Regions from separate parts of the Mus musculus genome. Here regions 1 and 3 are each linked to region 2. Evidence: chromatin contacts called from ENCODE POLR2A ChIA-PET data. All regions are on one chromosome and are shown on one strand. Each heading gives the region's core, a stretch centred on a gene start or an enhancer-like site at or near the end of the contact. The rest is flanking DNA. Distances are from core to core; before and after follow the strand shown.

Evidence for each region. ChIA-PET counts read pairs that join two places held with the same protein, here RNA polymerase II (POLR2A).
Region 1: POLR2A ChIA-PET joins it to region 2 with 10 read pairs in embryonic stem cell. The contact joins the promoter of Shmt1 here to the promoter of Map2k3 in region 2. POLR2A ChIA-PET finds 5 or more read pairs at or near these places in 3 of 5 experiments (Patski and embryonic stem cell).
Region 3: POLR2A ChIA-PET joins it to region 2 with 10 read pairs in embryonic stem cell. The contact joins the promoter of Dhrs7b here to the promoter of Map2k3 in region 2. POLR2A ChIA-PET finds 5 or more read pairs at or near these places in 2 of 5 experiments (Patski and embryonic stem cell).

The regions. Positions count from the first base shown.
Region 1 is chr11:60,809,498-60,813,319 of GRCm38, forward strand. It overlaps Shmt1 (serine hydroxymethyltransferase 1 (soluble)), which reads right to left and starts at 1,768. Exons shown (of 12, transcript NM_009171.2): 1 at 1,407-1,768.
Region 2 is chr11:60,930,013-60,934,078 of GRCm38, forward strand. It overlaps Map2k3 (mitogen-activated protein kinase kinase 3), which reads left to right and starts at 2,042. Exons shown (of 12, transcript NM_008928.5): 1 at 2,042-2,259. The coding sequence starts at 2,211. Map2k3os (mitogen-activated protein kinase kinase 3, opposite strand) reads right to left here and starts at 1,855. Exons shown (of 2, transcript NR_027800.1): 1 at 1,554-1,855.
Region 3 is chr11:60,828,920-60,832,903 of GRCm38, forward strand. It overlaps Dhrs7b (dehydrogenase/reductase (SDR family) member 7B), which reads left to right and starts at 1,712. Exons shown (of 7, transcript NM_145428.2): 1 at 1,712-1,812. The coding sequence starts at 1,793.

The DNA of each region.
Region 1 (3,822 bases), core at 518-3,017, 120 kb before region 2:
AGTCCCCTAACTCAAGAAGCCATCTTGCTAGCTCAGAATTCTTCAAGGAGCTCAAGAAGCTTAGTGTATACTTGATTGATTGATTGATTGATTGATTGATTGATTTTAAAGACAAGGTTTCATGTAGCCCAGGCAGGCACAGAACTGGCATAGCAGAGAAGAGCCTGAAAGTTCTGGCCCACCCACTTCAGGAGTCCTCAGCTTATAGGCACGCCTCAGCACATTTAGTTTCATGGGATGCTGGACTGAACCCAGCTCCCTGCATTCCAGGCAAGCTTTCTACCAACCAAGCTGCTTTCCCAGGCCTAGCCTCAGTCAGGTATTTAATAGTTTTCAACAACAACAACAAGGTCTCCATATAGAACTATCCTGGAATCACTATGTAGACCATGCTGGCACTGAACTCTGCCTACTTCTACCTCTTTGTCTGCTGGGTGGGATTAAAGGCCATACACCACAATACCCAGGCCAGGGCATTAGTTTTATGTTTTTAGAGAGGGTTTTTCTATGTAGACCAGGCTGGCCTTGAATTCACAGAGATCTTCCTGCGTGTGCCACCACCACTCCTGGCTTACTTAGGGCTTACTTAGGAAGAAGATCTTCACACTATAGACTTTTGATTATTTTGTTTTCCAAGACAGGGTCTCTCTGCAGAGCCCTGGCTGCTGAACTGTCGTTTTTGAGCTAACTTTGGGGAAAACATACAGCATTTCCTTATTACTGTCTATAGGTCTGCCAAAGTCCATACCCACGTGTTAGGCTGTAATGGGGACAGGAACAGTGCGAGTCTCTCTGTGCCCTGCTTTATAAAGAGAGGAGGCTCTCAAAGGCCTTGGAGTGGCTTTAACTAAGGTCATATAACAGAGGCAGAATGTGAACTCCTGTTTACTTTTGGTGCTTCCCAGAATCCTGGGTAACACAATTACTCACCTCCATTCAATTTCCCCTCAAGGAAGAAATTTTAAATGTATTCTGTACGGAGCCTAAACTGGTGTTTCTGGTCCAGCAACTGCCTGGCTCAATTAAACACATTTGTGCTTGCTTCAGCTAACCAAAGGTCACCTAACTTCCAGACCTTGAAATAGAGGCACTGGGCTAAGAACGCTACAAGCCAACCTGTCCCCTAGATAGAGTAACGCACTGCAGATAATCAGGGTTGTACTAGTAAATCAAAAGCAGTGATTACAGACAAACCTCGGAAGCTTCGTTAACATGTATAAACCAAGGGGTTCCATCCCAGCACCACATGAACCGAGAGCGATAGCTCTTACTGGTGAGGTGGAGGCAGAACCATTAGAAGTTCAAGGTCATCCTTGGCTACACATCAAGTTCGAGGACAGCATGTGTGACACTCACACCTCAAACAAAACAAAAAGAAACAATCGCAAAGATTAGAAATTACATACCTTGTATTAGGAGCGTGGATTTTGTGAAAAGGTTCCAACCCTTGGTGCAGGGTGGCCTCCAGTTCACTTGGTTTCGGGAGCTGGCCGTAAACGTCTGTTCCTCCGGTCTTTATGAAAGGGACTAAACGCGTTGTGGTGGCGCACGCCTTTAATCCCAGCACTAGGGAGGCAGAGGCAAGTGGATCGCCGAATTCCTGGAGAGCGCGCGGAAAGTGACCACAGCAACACCTCCAGCCGGAACCCCGCAGCGGGCTGTCCTAACAGCCCAGCACGTGCTCCGGGAACCAGCCTCCCCACCACGTGACACACCACGTCCGGGGGAAACCCAAACTTGGCGCGCAGAGGCCGGAGCTCCACTAAACTCTCCCCAGCGCAGCCTGGTCCCGCCCCGCCCCTACAGCGGCCCAATCAGTGGGAGCATCCAGGTAGAGCCCGCCCCCAGCTGCCCACGCGCGATTCGCCCGCGCTCAGAGCAGGGCAAAGCCTGACGGAAAAAAAAAAAAAAAAAAAGAGCTCTGAACTGGAGGGGGTGGGAAGGAGGAGGGGACTGGGCGGTTCCTTACCTTGGGACCTGGGACTTTTGGGCAGTATTGCTGATTGTAGGAGTGTTTTGTGATCCAGAAGACCTGGATAGGATTGGGGATCGAGCCTGGTTCGGGTTCAGTTTCCAGTAACTAATGCACAAGTGTCCAGGGGATCTGCCTCCAGAGTTCTAGGATTAAAAGTATGTGCTACCATGCCTGACATAAATAGATCTTTTTTTTTTTTTTTTTTTTTGGTTTTTTGAGACAGGGTTTTTCTGTCTAGCCCTGGCTGTCCTGGAACTCGCTCTGTAGACCAGGCTGGCCTCGAACTCAGAAATCCACCTGCCTCTGCCTCCCAAGTGCTGGATTAAAGGCGTGCGCCACCACCGCGGGTCCTGGTGTCAGCCCACAGTAATCCCTATCTCAAATAAATAAGTAAACAAAAAAACAAACAAGACAAACAAAAACCCAGCTGGCATGACCAGAACTCTACAGGCTTTGGCAGAGGGATCTTGAGACAGAGGGCAACCTGACTAAATACCAAGATTCAGGCTAGCTGGCTGTCTCAAATATTAAAATGAGGCTGGCTGTGTGGCTCGGTGTTAGAGAGCCTGCTTAGCCTAAACAAGAGTTTGCGTTGTTTGTGTTACACACGCTAGTAAAAACGAATGAAGCAAATCATATTGCCATGGGGCTAGAGAGATGGATCAGTGGTTAAGAGCATTTGTTGCTTTTGCCGAGGTCCTGAGTTCAATTCCCAGTACCCACATGGGTGGCTCACAACCATTTATACCTTCAGTTCCAGGGGCTCTGATGCACACTTCTGACCTCTGTGGCCAATGCATGCATGTGGTACACACATACATGCAGACAAACACTTGCATATATAAATAAAATAAATTTTTAAATATATATTATTGCCATGTGTGCATAAAAATATAAAAATACATTGTTTAGTAACAAAATTAATTTAAAATGATAAGATTTAAAAAATCATTTTAGAGTCAGGAGGTAGTAGTGCAGCCTTTAGTCCCAGCCCTCAGAAGGCAGAGGCAGGCAAAAGGGTGTTAAATCCCCTAGAACTGGAGTTATAGTTGGCTGTGAACCACCACAAGGGTTCAGAGAACAGAACCTTGGCCCTCTGCAAGAGCAGCAGTGCTCTTACCCACTGAGCCATCTCTCCAGCCCCTAATTTAAAAAAAAATAGATTTAAATAATAAAAATAAAAACAAAACCCCACAGGGCTGGAGAGATGGCTCAGCAGTTAAGAGCACTGCTGCTCTTCCAGAGGACCTGGGTTCAATTCCCAACACTCACATGGCAGCTCACAACAATCCGTACTCCAGTTCCAGGGGATTTAGCACCTTCGTATACATACAGGTAAAGTGTAACTTTGACAATATGTTCTCATTCTCTGGCTGATTCTGACTTCACCTGTGTCTAACTTGTTCTCTCTCTGCAACCTGTCTCTCTCTAACTGTCCCAGCAAAACTGCCTCCTCCTCCTCCTTTTTCTTTTCTCTCTGTGCTGTTCTCTCTTAAGTACCTGTATTAGTCAGGGTTCTCTAGAGTCACAGAACTTATGGGTAGTCTTTGATGACTTAGAATCTGAAGTCCAACTCCCCAACAATGGTCAACAGCAGCTGTGATTGGAAGTCCAAGGATCTAGCAGTTGCTCAGTCCCACAAGGCAAGCAGGCAAAGAAGACTGAATCTTCCTTCTTCCAATATCCTTATGTAGGCTTCCAGCAGAAAGTTGTGTCCCAGATTAAAGGGGTAAACCACCACCCCTGAATCTTGGACTTCCTTGTCCCAGGCTGACCTTGAACTCAGAGATCTCCTTGCCTCAGTCTCCAGGGATTAAAGCCATGTACTACCTTGCCTGAGCCTAAGC
Region 2 (4,066 bases), core at 792-3,291:
CATTTCTGACCATACCAGTGGTGACACAATTGGTTTGGGGGCTTTCGCTTCTTCTCTTGGAGATTCTATCCTTTCTCTTGCTTCTTTAAATCTCTGCTTCTGTGGCACCTTTAAGGGAGGCTTTTCCTGACTGCCCTCACTAAAATCACACTCCCACCTCCAGACACACCTTCTCTCGTCCCCTTTTTTCCACAGCATTTGTCAACCTGAGACACCCTATCATTTCACTTAGGCCAGAAGTCCATTCCTTTCTGAGAGCAGCGTTGTGTCTGTTTTGTTCGTCGTTGATCCCACAATGCTACATCCACAGTGTGTGCTCAACCAGTGAGTTGCTCCCCACACACTAGGTTTGGACCACCCCCTTTCTTCAACTCACAGTCACATGCTAACACAGGCTGAACCCTTCCCATCCCCAACCTCAGCTTTCCTTAGAGGGGTCTGCTCTCCCGGGAGTCAGAGTAAGAGATGGCCTGCTGGGATCTGAGTCTAGTGCTCTGGCCAGTTTCTGAGTGGTCATGAACTTCCCCCAGCTAACTGTGACACTTAGGGACAGGAGGGTAACAGATGCTGTTGGCAGAGGTGGCCAGAGAGAAAAAGTCTTCCATCATGCCCCTCATTCCAGCAGCTGACTGGCTTGCTGGTGCAGCCTAGCCTGGCTTCCTGAGCAGGTCTCCACTCCCTGCCCTGGCCTTTCTGTTTCTTCCAAGGATGGTCTCTTACCTCTCTTTCTGATGACTAGTCCAGGAAGGTCACCTTCTTTGACCCCACCCAGGTGAGGCAGGGCCTCTTAGGACTCTTGTATCTATTTATAGCACCCCACATGGAGTCTGTGATCCCTGGGCTGTTTGTCAAGTTCTCTGACTAACCCATTAAACTCCTCCTGTTTGAGGGCCTTGTCTGAGTCACCCTGGTGCCCAAGAGCCTGGCACGGGACTAGTCACTTTACCCATGTCTGTGGCATGCTTTTCCTACTTCCTCTGTTCATTCCTTAAATATTTCTTAGGCACCTACTATGTGCATGGCTCTGGGCTAAGCCTTGGGATTCAGCAGAGGATGAGACATTCAGGATTCCTAATGGGGAGGGGCACGTGGCACGGGAGGAGGGCTGCGGTAGAAATCAAATATGCAAGCCAGGCATTCGGGGCCTGAGTGTTGGCCAGAGAGCTAAGACTTACTCCAGCTCCGACTGACTCCTTGACCTTGTGCTTCTTGCCCTCACTAGACCTGACTTTCCAATCGACCCCAGAGATTCCTGGTTAGTGTGAGGACAGAGGCTCAGCGACCGACGGCCGAGATGGAACCCCAGTCAAGGCTGGCAAAAGGTATTTCAGTGTTTGGAATGACACTTTGTTTAATCGGAGACTACTCCCCAGCCCGGAGAGTGGAGCTGCTATAATGTTACAACCAGTTACTTTGTCACTAGGCAAAGGTTAGCCACTGAATTCCCCGCTCCCTAGGTGCTGGCGTGCCAGGTGCTTGTAGAGGCTGGACTTAAACGCGTGCTCGTTCAGCAAGGCGCAGTAAACTCTTTCCCACAGTCGGTGAACACTCACCTGGCACGCGCCCGCCGTGGGATCGCTCTTTTCCTGCTGCCCTAGGAGGCAAGCCGGTGGTCGCCGCTCTCTTCAGGGGAGCACATGGACGCTCATCCTCGGTATGGCTCAGCCATTTAGGAGTCTAGTCTCACTCAGGGAACACTTTTAACCCCACGGAGCACATCGGCCCTGCCCTGCCCCCCTAGAGATCTTGGGATTTTCCAGATTGCGACCCGCACACGCTGTGCCATAGGGGGGCACAGGCTGGGGCACCCAGGACCACGCCAGCACAATCCCCCGAGTGGGTAGGGCAGTCATCTAGACGGCAAGAGGGCGGAGCCGAGCTGTACTAAGGGGAAAGCTGGGTTGGATTCCGGCTCTTGGAGGGTGGGGTTTGTGCGTGACAGTCCGGGCGGCGTCTGATAGGCTGGGGCCTTTTCAGGCGGGCCAATCAGTACGATGGGCGGGGCCTGCGTGGCGCCGTCGGCAGGCGTCCGGCGCTGCCCAGTGTGGCTTTGGCGCCGCCCGCCTCGGACGCTTGGAACCGTCGCGTCTGTGTCGCCTGTCGCCCATCGCCTGCCGCCGCTGCCAGCCACCAGCAGCCATGAGCGCGCCCGGCCCCGGTGTAGTCTGCTGTCCTCTAGATTAGTGCTCTCCGCCGCGACGGTCCGCAGCATGGAGTCGCCCGCCGCGAGCCCGCCGGCCAGCTTGCCTCAGACCAAAGGTAGGCTCTCCCGCCCTGTTGCGCGGCCCGTGCCACATTCAATTTGAGTCCGCCCGTGATCCTGGGCTCCCTTCCGGGCTGGGCACAGACGTCTGCACTCCAACCCAGGACTGGGTCCAGCCCAAGCCCGGGACCTCACGGGACCTTATTGGAATCCGGATCTTAGGCCGTGGGACTTCACCCAGGCAGGACCTAGTTCTCGCTCCACTCCCAAGTCTGTAGCCTCACCGTGAGCTCCTCATTTAGGCTTCCGGGCTTCATCCTGGACTCAGGGATTTCAGTGATCCCTGCTAGAGGGTCTTTGGGCTGCTCTAGCCCTCTCAGGCCAGGCTCTTGGATTTTGTCCAGGCTGGAATTTACTCTGGGCCCCAGGGCTGTGTTCCCAATGCCGGAAACCTGTCTACTCAGAGCTCCTCCACTCTTCCAACTCCTTCCATCCTTGTGAATCCTCCTTTGCCCCATGTCTTGCTGGCCTGCTCACTGGCTGCCTGCACTCCTCCCTAAGGCTGTCCCTGTAGAACTTCCTGGCGTCTCCACTTCGCAGCTCTGCCCATGCTACCTGCTACTCAGTTGCAGTCTTCTCACTGAGTTTCCCGAGCTGACCGATTCTTGCACCTAGTGTTTCTTAGTCTGCTCTTAGACGTGCTGTTTGGTCCTTGGGCTAGCAGCAGGCCAGGGGCTGGCTGTGCAAAGCTTGTCCTTCTCCAATTAACTGTCTTTCCTGGAAATTTCTGTGAGGTGGCAGTGGTGCTGCGTGGGCTGCAGCAGCAGCATTTGTCATGGGAAGTGAGGGGGACAAGATTTGGAGGTCAGAATGCTTTTTTTTTTTCTCCAGGAAGAGAGAAGGATGTTTTTTTTTGACATGTCAGAGACTCAGTAGGGTTGATCTGCAGAAAAGATTTCCAAGCTGGACCTGGAGATATGAATGGGTTGACCCTCTGAATTCTGAACTGCTTCACCTGGCTAGTCTCTGGGCATGTCTAGGACTTATTAATGAAATGGATATTAGGGGCGTGATGTGAGATTGAATGTAGAGTGGTTTGAAGCAAGCACGTCTGAGATGATCGAGAACCCAGCATAGCGCCCAGCACATAGTAGGTACCCAGGGGCAAATAGTTGTTGCACTTCCTTGACTATCTCCAGCTTTCCTGCTGCAACGCTGGGCCCAGTTTTGGATTGCAGCTGCAGAGCACAGAGGACAGGGATGGCGGGCACCTAAGAGGGTACTTGTGCAGTGGTGGCCTTCTCTCCTTCTGACCTAGGAAACCTCAACCTCAGGAGTCCTGGTCCTGGTCAGGTTGTCCTGAGCAGGCGGGGGCCTTTTGGGTCCCCTACAGCTGGCTTCCATGGCCCTGCAGGAGCCTAGTGGACGGGGTAATTGCATCTTACATAAGTGGGAGGCCAGATCCCTGACCATTGCCCAACTTCTGTGAGTAACTAGGGAGGCACTTATTGGGGGAGGTGGCTGGGGAGGACCTTGCAGTGCAGACCTCGTGGAACTTGAGAACCAGGAAATTAGATGCTGCTCCACTCAGGAAGGGTTTGGAAGCAGTGTTTGTTTTGGAGGCATTTCAGCTCTTCCAGGCAAGAGATGCCTCACCAAAATAAAAGTTGCAGTTGCAGATCACAGCCGGAGAGATTGTGAGTGATAGGGAGAGACCATGGGCTTTCATGTGCTTGGTGACTTGAGGCCTGGCACTGGACGTTCCGGGCCTCTCTTCTGAGTGTGAGTTTGCAGATTGTAGGTTAGGTAACATGGTATTGGATGGTTTGGGTGGAGGCTTTTTCCTGGGCCAGAATCCCTGTA
Region 3 (3,984 bases), core at 462-2,961, 100 kb before region 2:
GCCCAAAGCTAGTGCTTTTTGACAGAAACCTGGACTTCTAAGTACCTTAAGAGTCTGAATCCTATTTCCATTTTCCATTTAAGCTGGCTTCCTTGGACAATACTTTGGCAGGATAATCTTATGCCTTTTTGCTATTGGCAGATGGATGTGGAAGTCTGTAAATTCCACTTGTCCTTCACTGACACCTAGAGGAACTCTTTGTTACTATTTGGTACAAATGGAAGTCCAGACTTCTAATAAGTCTCCATTGACACTGGGAGGGGAAAGAGTGTTTAGTTATTGCTCTCTGCATGGCCTCTTTTCACACGTGGGAAGTGGTCTTGTCAGTGAGGGATGGAATTCCGACTCAACTCTCTACTTGGCTTCAGCTTACACAGAGAAGGGTGTGTGTCTGTGTGACTCCTTACACTTAAGTGGGGGTGGAAAGAGGAGGCTAGAGAGAATGGAGGAGAGTATGCCCAAAGTACATTATAAACTTGCATGAAATATCTTTATGCAAGCTCCTCTCATCTACAATAAACAGTCAATAATGAACATACAATAAATTTGCTGAGCAATAGTGGCTCATGCCCTTAATCCCATCACTCAGAAGGCAGAGGCAGGCAGATCTCTGAGGCCAGCCTGGTCTACAGGGTAAATTCCAGGACAACTGGGACTACACAGAGAGACCCTGTCTTGAAAAACTAAGATAATAATTTTTTCTGCAAACTTTGTATCTTTTGAAATAAAATTTATTTCCAGCTATATGTATTACAAATTGTATTGCTTATACACTCTCTTGTGTTGTTGACGTTGTTGTTATAATTATTATCTTGAGACAAGGTCTCTCTCTGTAGTCCTGGGTGTCCTGAAACTCGCGATGTAGACCAGGCTAGTCTTGAACTCACAGCACTTGGAAGGCAGAGGCTGGCAGATCTCTGTGAGTTCGAGGTCAGCCTGGTGTAAAGAACGAGTTCCAAGACAGCCAAGGCTACATAAAGAAAGCACTGGTCTCAAAAACCCAAAAAGAGGCGGGGTGAGGGGGAGAAAGAAAGAAAGAAAAAGAATAAAGAAAGTTCCTAGACTTAGCACTATTAATAGTATTAATATTACATGTAATAGTGACATATATGTATGTATATATATGTATATATGTACACATATGTATTTATGTATATATGTATGTATGTATATAATGTATGTATGTAATATATATATATACATATATATATATATATATATATATATATATATATATATATAATAGTAATACTAGAATAGTACGTTCCTAGTTGTGTTAAATGTGGCTCCTTGTTGGAAGGAAAAGTGACTACTTATGTGTAGGTCTGTTTCTAACCTCCTTAAAAAACAAAAACAAAAACCGAGCCCCCTCTCCCCATCTTTGTAACAACATCACATCGCCGTTTATAATAATCTTGGCAACTGTAGCATTTATTTTTGCTTTTTGAAGCAGTGTCATGCAGCCTAGCCCAAAGGGGACCTTGTATTCCTGAGCTGCCTCCCTTCATTTCTCAAGTACTCGGATAACAGCCATATGCCATCAAACTCAGCTTTGCAGAGCAAGTTCAGTTTTTTCTGAAAACCGATGGAACCCAAACCACTACTTAGAATTTTCCTCCGGAAGATTTACGGTATAGGACTTAAGCAGACTGACGTCATTTAGACCGCAAAGGCTAAACTCTACCTCTGTTGGGCGCATCTTCAGAGCGCATGTGCTTCCCGAGTATTGTGATTGGACGGAACCAAGCTGCATTTCGTCAATTCCGAGGCGGGAGCATGAAGTTGATTGACCATGATCTCTCCGTCCTTTAGGTAAAGGCTAGGGATGTTGCAACCTCTTGGTGAGTGGAAATGAGGACGGTGTCCTGTCTAAAGCGGAGGCGCGGGGTACATCTGCTTTAAGTGACTGAGTGAGGCTGAGCACGTTCTGGGGAGGCTGTGGATCCTGATAGCTTCCGGTTCCCCGCGGCGCCCCACAGTGAAGGAAGCAGGGTTCAGGCACTCCGCCCCGGCACGCTCATCGCGGAGATCACCTGGTCTCTGTGTGTGCGTTTCAGGGTCTGGAGCCTAGAGCGCGCAAGGTCGCGTGTGCATAGCTACTGTGGCATGACCCCAGTGGCACTCCTGCCCGGGGATGGTTAGGAGATCTGGGTTTTCGGAAAGGGCGAGCAAGATTCTGACTTTGGAACATCCATGAGAACAGCTTTCTTAGATTAGACACTTCCAACCCTAACTGTGCCGGTTAGCAGGTGCAACTGTGGGTGGATGCCTTAAACATTCAGCGACCGTTTCTTCAGTTAAAACTTTAGAAATATGGCAGTAGTGAAGAGTAAATAAGTTTTTGCTTGCAAGGGCTTAGCTAGTGGCTACATGTACTCAACACATGGTACTCATACATTACTCTCAGTTCATTAGCCTTTAGTATAGTGATTTGAGAGTTAATACATACGCCTTTCCACACAAACACTTGCACTAGCTCTCAGGTGGGTATTTACTTTTGTTATTTTTCCTTTTTATGCGATATTTTATTAAATGTCTTTACAGGACAACAGCCAGCCTCCAGACACAGCTGCTAAGACCCTGTAGGCACTGACTGGGACATGTTAGTTGGCTCTGGCTTCCCACCTTTTTGTTCTGAGATGGTGGTGGTGGGCAGGATCTCATGTTTGGGATCCAGGATGCTCACATGGTCAAGCAGAGGGTTGAAGGGCTGACCTTAACACTTGGGTGCCAGGGCAGCATGATCTTTAGTGCCCAGCACATCCTGTCTGAGCAATACACAGTGCAGGCAATGTCAATACAGTAACTAAAAGAGTCTCCACTGTGCATATCCACAGCCTTCATTGGCCCTCTGTCCTTAGAGCTTCCCATAACCCACAGCCTTGGAAGCCCTTGGCCCCACTGTAGCTGTCTTTAGATACACCAGAAGAGGGCATCAGATCACATTACGGATGGTTGTGAGCCACCATGTGGTTGCTGGGAATTGAACTCAGGACCTTCGGAAGAGCAGTCAGTGCTCTTAACTAATGAGACATCTCTCCAGCCCCGTACTTACTACTTTTAGTGGAATTGCCTGTAAAGACTTTTCAGTCTTGTAACCCTGTAGGGGTAGTGGAAAGCTTTAGAGAAGTAGCAGGTGGCAAGGGACCCCTTAGTGATAAGGTTTGAATTAGGCATCAAGACCTACTTGTTTTAGAAGTGCAGGAAGGGAAACTAACTGGAGTACCCACCACTATCTGTCTATTGTAGATACCCACTTTCCTCATCACAGCAGAGTATGAAGTCAGTAGTAGTATCTCTACATTTCGGAAGAGTCCTGGAAGCTTAGCTGCAGCAAATTAATGAGGGGAGGCAGGCTTTTAGATACATTCCTCTATGCAAAAGCCATGCTCATCCAGGGAACCAAGATTGCCTTTGAGTTGGTCATTGTAAGAGAAATTATTGAAAGATTGTTACAAGTCCTGTGCACCCGCTTAGTATGGAGGCCCAGGTTCCTCCTCAAACCCTAGTGCCAGGCACTTGGGGGGGATGCTGGTAGTTGCAATTACTCCCCAGGCAGGAGGTCACAAGGTCAGGAGCTGGAGGCCAGACCCAGGTAGACTTACTTTTTTTTGGAAGATACAAAATGTCTATTCACTCTAGCTAGAGAGCAAGTTCATCCAAGTCTAGCTTGGTAAATGGGTGAGTTTATTAAGGTGACTGGGTGAGGAATTACATAGAAGAAACGTAATTCAAAGGCGTCTGCATCCCTGAAATGCCCGTCTCAGAATGGGAGCTACATTATTGGTTTCTGTTCACCTTGCAGGCAGCTCCACCACTGAACAGCCTTCTCTGTCAGCAATCATTTGCTCTCTGACCTCTCCTCAGCATGGTGTTTATTCATACAGCTGTCAGGACCGGCAGGCCTTGTTGAGTCTTGAAAGTTTTACGAACTTTCAGACTTAGAAATTTCTTATTTTATGAGCCGGGTGACCCTTCCTTGCT